Linked DNA regions of Homo sapiens: regions 2 and 3 are each linked to region 1. The links are chromatin contacts, found by Hi-C or POLR2A ChIA-PET in ENCODE. All regions are on one chromosome and are shown on one strand. Each heading gives the region's core, a stretch centred on a gene start or an enhancer-like site at or near the end of the contact. The rest is flanking DNA. Distances are from core to core; before and after follow the strand shown. Region 1 holds the start of RPP25 (ribonuclease P/MRP subunit p25). Region 2 holds the start of UBE2Q2 (ubiquitin conjugating enzyme E2 Q2). Region 3 has its middle 14 kb from the start of MIR6881.

Evidence for each region. Hi-C counts contacts between places; a loop is a spot of excess contacts on that map. ChIA-PET counts read pairs that join two places held with the same protein, here RNA polymerase II (POLR2A). Pooled maps may share reads with other maps.
Region 2: a map of CD8-positive, alpha-beta T cell shows a loop between it and region 1 (6-fold over the local background). The contact joins the promoter of UBE2Q2 here to the promoter of RPP25 in region 1. A Hi-C loop is called at or near these places in 1 of 168 maps with a recorded cell type or tissue (CD8-positive, alpha-beta T cell) and 1 of 50 pooled maps. POLR2A ChIA-PET finds 5 or more read pairs at or near these places in 2 of 52 experiments (T-cell and activated CD4-positive, alpha-beta T cell).
Region 3: a pooled map shows a loop between it and region 1 (2.9-fold over the local background). The contact joins the enhancer-like site here to the promoter of RPP25 in region 1. A Hi-C loop is called at or near these places in 2 of 168 maps with a recorded cell type or tissue (CD4-positive, alpha-beta T cell and ovary) and 7 of 50 pooled maps.

Annotation. Positions count from the first base shown.
Region 1 is chr15:74,955,445-74,958,078 of GRCh38, reverse strand. It overlaps RPP25 (ribonuclease P/MRP subunit p25), which reads left to right and starts at 1,307. Exons shown (of 1, transcript NM_017793.3): 1 at 1,307-2,634. The coding sequence starts at 1,496. The coding sequence ends at 2,095. RefSeq lists enhancers at 690-1,623, 1,624-2,557, 2,558-2,634 and a silencer at 1,015-1,664.
Region 2 is chr15:75,842,197-75,844,830 of GRCh38, reverse strand. It overlaps UBE2Q2 (ubiquitin conjugating enzyme E2 Q2), which reads right to left and starts at 1,384. Exons shown (of 13, transcript NM_173469.4): 1 at 985-1,384. The coding sequence starts at 1,164. RefSeq lists silencers at 574-973, 1,224-1,303, 1,444-1,583, 1,624-1,803 and an enhancer at 405-1,302.
Region 3 is chr15:74,396,169-74,398,802 of GRCh38, reverse strand. No RefSeq gene overlaps it. Among named protein-coding and RNA genes, the nearest start is that of MIR6881, 14 kb to the left of the region's middle. RefSeq lists enhancers at 1,003-1,052, 1,073-1,492, 1,082-1,715, 1,733-1,932, 1,102-2,301 and 3 more. Within about 2 kb of position 1,307, at least 9 of the 41 ENCODE cell types and tissues checked have a DNase peak (open chromatin) inside an H3K27ac peak, as active enhancers do.

The sequences.
Region 1 (2,634 bases), core at 58-2,557:
TATATTTAGAGGGTACATGAGACGTTTTGATACAGGCATGCAATGCATAATAATCACATCCTGGAGAATGGGGTATCCCTCCCTTCTCTTTTGTATTTTATTTAATTAATTAATTTATTCATTTTTCGAGACAGAGCTTTGCTCTGTCGCCCCGGCTGGAGTGCAGTGGCATGATCTCGGCTCACTGCAGCCTTCAGCTCCCGGGTTCAAGCGCTTGTCCTGCCTCAGCCTCCCGAGCAGCTAGGATTACAGGAGCGTGCCACAACGCCGAGCTGATTTTTGTACGTTTAATGGAGACGGGGTTTCACCATGTTGACCAGGCTGGTCTCGAACTCCTGACGTCAAGTAATCCGCCCACCTCTGCCTCCCAAAGTGCTGGGATTAAAAGCGTGAGACACCGCGCCCGGCCCCTCCCTTCTCTTTTTTAAAACCTGCGTTCACCTAGCCTCCTTTCGAAAAGGACCCCACTGGATCTCAAGGGGCCAATGTTGCCTGAGCGAATTCCGCCTGGGAGGAAGGGGGCGGCCACGTTGGCAAGGCATCGTGCCTGGCTCACCCTAAAGCGCGCAGCTCTAAGGGTGGGCTCTAGGGCCTGGGTGGAGCGAGCCTACCGCCTTTTCAGAAGAGGTCACGCCCGCTTCCCCACGCGCCTCGGGGAACAGCCTGGCCCAAAGCCTCACTCCTCACGTCCCAGGGGTGGACGGGGGTCCGGGAGCCTCGAGCTCCGGGCAGGCGTGGCGAGGCTGAAGTCTGGGTCTTCCGCGCCCCGCGAGGACCACGCCGCGACGTAATCGCCCGCGGGGAGGCGCGGAGTGGAGCCGCAGCCAGCTCCTCCCGCACTCTGCTGACCGCGCACTAGCTGTCCTTGAGGCAAGAATACTTGGGAGCGGAAAAAAGGTGGGGGTGTTCCCCGGGGCGGGGGAGGAGGGGCAAGGCCCCAGCAAGCCTCTTGGAAATCTCTCCCTGGGAGGGGACGAGGGGCGGCCTTCAGTTGCAAATGGGAAGGGCTCGGATACCGGATTTGAAGCAGTGTTTGCACGGCAAGCGCAGCTTTTATTTAGACTGCCGGTTTGTGAGGGTTGGCTCTCAGAGCGCTGATGGCGATTATAGTGGAACTTCACCTTCACCTGCTCATGCGCCCCGCAGCGCGCCCGCTCCCACGCCCGCGTAGCTGAGGACCCAGACTCGCCAGGAAAGGCTAGTGAGGCTGGGGCCCGGGCGGGCCCGGCCGGGCCGGGTCAGGGGAGGGGCCTGGCGGCAGGGGCGGGGCCTCAGCTAAAGGCGCGGAGCACCCGGCGCCGAGAGCGCTGAGTAGAGCGGCGCCCGCTCGAGAGAAGTGGGGCCGAGATCGCGCCGTCCCAGCCCGCCCGCCGGCGTCTGCGCTGCTCCGGCGCCCTTACCCCTGCTGGCCCTTGCAAGGCGCGACCGGCGGCCATGCAGCCCCGGGGCTGAGGCCGCCCCATGGCAAAGCCGGCGGTCCCGGCGACGACGGCGCATGGAGAACTTCCGTAAGGTGCGCTCCGAAGAGGCGCCAGCGGGGTGCGGGGCCGAGGGAGGCGGCCCGGGCTCCGGCCCCTTCGCAGACCTGGCGCCGGGCGCGGTGCACATGCGGGTCAAGGAAGGCAGCAAGATCCGGAACCTGATGGCCTTCGCCACCGCCAGCATGGCGCAGCCAGCCACGCGCGCCATCGTCTTCAGCGGCTGCGGCCGGGCCACCACCAAAACCGTCACGTGCGCCGAGATCCTCAAGCGCCGCCTGGCGGGCCTGCACCAGGTCACGCGGCTGCGCTACCGGAGCGTACGCGAGGTGTGGCAGAGCCTCCCGCCTGGGCCCACGCAGGGTCAGACGCCTGGCGAGCCGGCCGCTAGTCTCAGCGTACTTAAGAACGTGCCCGGCCTCGCCATCCTACTTTCCAAGGACGCGCTGGATCCGCGACAGCCCGGCTACCAGCCCCCGAATCCCCATCCTGGTCCCTCGTCCCCGCCAGCCGCGCCAGCGTCCAAGAGGAGCCTAGGGGAACCCGCAGCTGGAGAAGGCTCCGCGAAGCGATCGCAACCCGAGCCAGGGGTTGCGGACGAGGATCAGACGGCCTGAAACTCCGGACTGTGGGCCACCTAGTCCGGCAGGATCTTCCGCCAGCGCCTCCACCTTCAGATGTACCTCCAGCCTTTCACTCCTCGGTCCTCCGGAGCCCACAACCTGGACACAGCTCCTCAAGACAGGTAGCATGGACCTTAAGGCGACAAGAGAGGGGCCCCAGGAGTGGCAGGAGAGGATCCCCGACCACCCTAGGGAAACTTCGTGCGATAATTGCTGCTTATGCCCGTGTTGCGTGAAGACACGGAACTTCACCTTTTCTGGGACCTTCTTTGGGGGAGAATGGTGGACAGTGGGATTCTGGAAACTTGTTTGGGACCCCCAAGGGTTAAAGCCACCCAGCATTCACGAAGAGCACCTGAAGTATGGAAGCTGAGAAGAGTTATTGGAATCACCCCCACCGTTGACAGAGGAAGGCAGGGGGTGAGAATTAACTGCTTGAGGGTAGGAGAGTCTGAGATGTGGGGGCCCTATTCCGCTCCCCGCCCTGGGACAGTTTTCCTTTCTAGTTTTCTTTCCCCTGCTTCAGAGGAGCA
Region 2 (2,634 bases), core at 135-2,634, 890 kb before region 1:
ACTTGGTTTTAGCCATGTTTGAAAAGGAGCCCGAAGCCACCACCTTGACGCCTATTATAACCAAGAGAATATTCTGCAGTTTGGACCAATATCCTACATCAATTTCACGACGAATAGCTTCACGATACACTTTTATGGAGAAACTTAATACTTCAATTCCTTTACCAAGCCTTGGGTTTCTAATGAGATTTCCGCTTAATGAGTGAGTTTTTAAAAGTGTCTTTTCGGCTTTGTGACATACGTGATCTTTCCGGGGAGCAGCCCTGGCGCGTATCTCCTTTCACCTATCCATTTTCGAGGCTTACACACAAGGGAGGGGCCACACGAATACACACTCAACACCACCTGCCGCAACGACGGTACTATGCTCCTTTCCAGAACACAGCAGCGCGCAGCCAGGCCCGGGGGAGAGGGGTCGCTCAAACAGCACCAGAGTCTGCATTCCAACTTTTCCTCCGTCAACGAGTCCATTCTCATTGTCAGTTTCTCCTTAAACGCAAACTTAAAAACAATTGGCTGAACAAGCGGGAAGAAGGAAAATCCGACTGAAAAATGAGGCGTTAAAACTTAAGGGCCGTTCCCCTTGCCGGCCTGGGCTCAAACAACAGCCGGAGCTGCGCCGCCCCGCCCCGCCCCGCCCCGGTCCCGGGAGCAGGCCGGCTGAGGGCGGCCATGGACCCCACAAGGGCTTGGGCCGCCGCGGACTCCCCCCTCGGGGCTAGGAGACGGGGACCGAGATGGGCCAGAAGCCCCCAAGCCAGCCCCTGGCGAGAAGCCGGAAAGACGCGCCCTCCGCCTCCTCCCACCCAAGCCTCGCGCAGTCCCAGCCCGGCCTGGGATGGGCAAGTCGCGGGGGAAAGGGGCGGGCCTGCCCCGCCCGGGGAGCCGGAGCCTCTCCGGGGCAGGCTCCCCTTTGTCCCGGGACTCGAAGCGCCCCCTCTCCGTCCTCGCCCTGCCCCGCGGGGCCGCGGCCGGGCGCCTCACCGTGATGTTGCAGTGGAGCGTGAGTGGCGGCGGCAGCGAGTGCGGGCTGCCCTGCTGCGGCACCAGGAACTGGCAGTGCAGCTCGTCCAGCTTCCAACTGACGATGCGGAATCGCTCGTGGTTCTTGTCGAAGATGGACGCCAGGAACTTCAGCTCGGCCTTGAGCCCTGACACGGACATCTTCCCCTCATCTCCGGCGGGAGGGGCGCGGAAGGGGAGCCGGGCGCGGAAGGGGAGCCGGGCCCGGAGCCGCCGTCACGGCCGCGACCGCCCCGCGGGGCCGGCCTGGGCCGCGCTCTCGCGGCTCCGCCTCGTCGAGCGCTGCTGGAAAATGGCGAGGGGCGCGGAAGCCTCGGCGTGTGGCGGCCTGGGTGGCGCTTCCTTTGTAACCGACTCCAGCGGCAGGAGGCGGCGGCCCCGCGGCTTAAAAGGGCAACAGCGACGCCGCCCCCGCTACCGCCTGGGAAAGGGCTGCCCCCACCCCGCCCCCGTCCCCCTCACCCTGGCGCGCCCTGCGCGCTCCGGTTTCAGCGCGTGCACGAGGCCAGAGCGCGCGCGCCCGGCCGCCCCCTCCTCGCCTTGACCCAGCTCCCTTGTTCCCGACCCATCTGCTCCGTTCTTCGCACCCGCGGACTGGAGGCTCGGGGCCAGCTGGCGCCCGGGCCCCAGAAGTCGGGGAGGAGCCGGAGACCCCCGCGCGCCCCCGCCCCCGGCCTGGAGCCGGACACGTGCGTGGCGGATCGCGCCGGCCACGTCGGCGCCGCTGCAGACTAGCGCCAGCCCCTGGGGGCGGCTCCTCAGCTTGGCGCTCGGCGCGGCACCCGCTAACCTCACTGGGGGGACCTCGTGGGAGACGCGGGTGCGGCTCACCCAGCGTTACCTCCGCTACTTTCACCCTAGTCCGAGCCACCGCTTCGCTAGCCTGGGTTCCTGTGAGGACCTTCTCACCAGCCTGGGTTCCTGTGAGGACCTTCTCACCGGACTCGCTGCTCCCGCCTTTGCTCTCAAACCATCCATTTACCCAAGACGATGGTTTAGCCCCTGGAGGCTGTTGCCTGGAGGTGTCCCATGATTTCATCCCTTCCCTTAGCTACCACCTGTGTTCACTCTGCCGTATATAGTCTCTCTCTCCCCCCTTTCCTTATTTTGCCTTGTTTCCCAAGCTTAAGATAACCCTCCCCACCCACACCCCCATGGAGCTAGGGCTGCCCACTATTTTCACTAAACTCATAGCTCAAATATCATCTCCGGCACCCCCCACCACAACCCATTTCAAATAGTCACCCTGTGTCACATCGTCCTGTGCTAAGTTTTTGTTGGGCACCTGTCACTATCTGATCTTTAACCCATTTATTCCTTGTCTCTGCCCCGTGTTAATGTGTTCAGAGCTGTATCCCCAGGACCTAGAACAAGACCTGTTATATAGTAGAAACCCGATATGATTGAATTGAATGCTCGCTCTTATCTGGAATCCCCACCACTAGCACAATTCCTGGCACATTGTAGGTGCTCAAAAAATGAATAAAGGTCTGGATAGCAGTCCAAAGGAATACATCCCAATTTGGCAGACAATAGTGTGTGCAATCGTAAGTGCAAGAGGCAGGACCAGCTGCATATGCGTCCAACCTATGTAGTTGCACAGTGCTCCCA
Region 3 (2,634 bases), core at 58-2,557, 560 kb after region 1:
TTGTGTGATCAGATGTTTTCAACTCTTTGGAACATCTATTTACCTGGGAGTGGGACTGCAGAATCCCATGGTAACTCTGTGTTCAACGTTTTGGGCAACTGACAAACTGCTTTCCACAGAGGTGATACCATTTTACATCCCCGCCATCAGAGTGTGAGGGCTCTAATCTTGCCACAGTCTCACCAACACTTGTTATTTTCTCTGCCTTTATTCTTTCAACACACACACACACACACACACACACACACACAGAGAGAGAGAGAGAGAGAGACATTGAGACAGGGTCTTGCTCTGTCACCCAGGCTGGAATACAGTGGTGCAATTTTGGCTCACTGCAATCTCCGTCTCCTGGTCTCAAGCAATCCTCCCACATCAGCCTCCCGCGCAGCTGGGACTGCAGGTGCATGCCACCACACCCAGATAATTTTGTGTATCTTTTGTGGAGATGAGGTTTCACCACATTACCGAGGCTGGTCTCGAACTCCTGAACTCAAGAGATCTGTTGGCCTTGGCCTCCCAAAGTGCTGAGATTTCAGACATGAGTCACTGTGCCTGGCCTTCAACACATATTTTGTTGAGCCCCTGCTTGGTGTCAGGCCTGTGCTGGGGTAGGGGATGCAGGGGTCCAGGCTGCTCTTGCAGAGCCAAAGGGACATAGATGTGACCCAGTGGTGGCTGGTGCTGAGTGGAGGGAAGGAGGAGGTGAAGTGATGGGAGTGACCTGCATGGACAGTCAGGGCAGGCTTCAGGGAGGCAGCGTTTGTGCCCTGGGAAGGTCTTGGCTGTTACTGTCCAATCCCAGCCTCTGTCCCTTCCCAAGTCCCCAGGATGAGTGGTAGTCAAGGTGCTGGGTGCCTCAGTGTTATAATGTGAAAAGTCTCAGCCTGGCCTGAAACTCACCCATTAGAGCCCTCACCTGCAGATTCTATGCCCACAGCCCAGGCCAGATGAGGAAACTGTGGCTCAGAGAAGGGAATGACTTCCCAAAGGTCATCCCAAAAGGTAGTGGCAGAGGGAGACCAGATCCCTGATCTACAGATGCCCAGCCTGGGGTCCTTTTAGCTCTGATGGGGTGAGGCCTGGGGCAGCATGAGGCTGGGAGCAGGGAAGATGGGGGAGGGCAGGAGGCTGAGAGAGCCCAGGTGAGAGAGGGCCAAGCTTGAAAGGTTTTCCCAGGCTGGGGGAGAGGCCCTGGTCAGGATGTGTATGGGTAAGGGGTGAGATACAGAGGTCCCTGGGGCGGGCCCAGACCTGTTTCTCCTTTGCCCAGTTTCAGTTCTGTTTTGCTTGTCCCCTTCTGTTTTGCGTTCAGAGTGGGTTGGGGTGGTGGTGGGGTGACTCTTAGCCCCCATCTTGATCCCCATGGTGGGGGATGAGGAGATGGGCTTAACTCCAGACACCACTTTCAGTCCCCCTTTCTACCCCCACCCAGGGTCCCCCAGTCTAAGGGCGGATGCGGGAGGCCTGGCTGGGTCCGTCCTCACAAGGAGGGGCAAGCTGGGCAGAGCCTGGCTGGCCTCCCCTGCTGCCATACCTTGGAGCCCACAGCCTCCAGTGGGTAGTGACTGGCCCCAAATCTAGACATAGGTAATGTTTGCTTAGTGAGCTCATGTGCTATGGGACTAAGTTGAAATGCTCTGCCCCTTACTCATACACCCTTATTGACTCACAGGTCCCCAAGGTGAGTCACGCCCACATCAGGTATTGTGGGTGTATGAGACATACACCCACTGCAAACTGGGATGCAGTTTCCAGTCCCCCTGCCAGCATGCTTAGGGCACCAGGAAGGGCAGTGGGTGCTGATGGGCCCCAGATTTACCAAAGATGACTCCAGTTGGAGGCCTTGGACTGCTGTGGGCTTGTCAGGGGCCTTTGTGGCCCTGGGAGGAGGTGTCTGGGGCTGCTCCAATGTCTTTGGGGTCTCTCAGGTTGGGGTGGATCCTTTGGGAGTGCTGGGCACTGGCAGAGACTCAGGCCGCAGGGAGGGGACTTGCTTTCCCTCTGGCTCCCTCAGGAGGCCTCAGCTGCAGTGCTGGGTGCTGGCTGTCCTCAAACCCATGTCCTCCAGCCCCCTGACGTCTTCTCATTTCCTCATCTCAGGTTTCAGCCCACTCAGGCTGACGTTGCCTTCTGATCTCGTTTTTCAGCAGCCCCCAGGTCTCCGTGGCTGCTGTGCAGAAACGCGAGTGGTTGGGGGAAGTCCACATGATGCTGGCCTTGAAGAGCCTCCTGCCAGCCAGGCCTCAGGAGGGCTCACTTCCCCATTGCAGAACTCCTGCGGAGACCCAGGGGCAATTTCTGGTCTTTAGCACAGGGCCTCTGAGGGGCTGGCTTTTCCTAGGGGCTGCCCTGGTGCTGTGGCACCGTGGGGTGGGGGATTTCGGCAACGCCAGGGGCTCGACATGGCTGAAACTTCTTTGGACAGCTCAGCTACCCCAGGTAGAAGCCTCTGTCCCTCCCGGAGCCAGGCCTGTCCCAGCTTCGAAGTCAGATGTTGGGACATGCTGTATGCCTTTGGGACGAGTAGCCCCGTGGGCTCAGAGCTCTGACAGTGAACCCAGATGGGGTTGCTGTGAGGCACTGGGCGGGTCTAAACAAACAAGGTGCTGTGTGAGTGCATAGGTGCGAACAGGC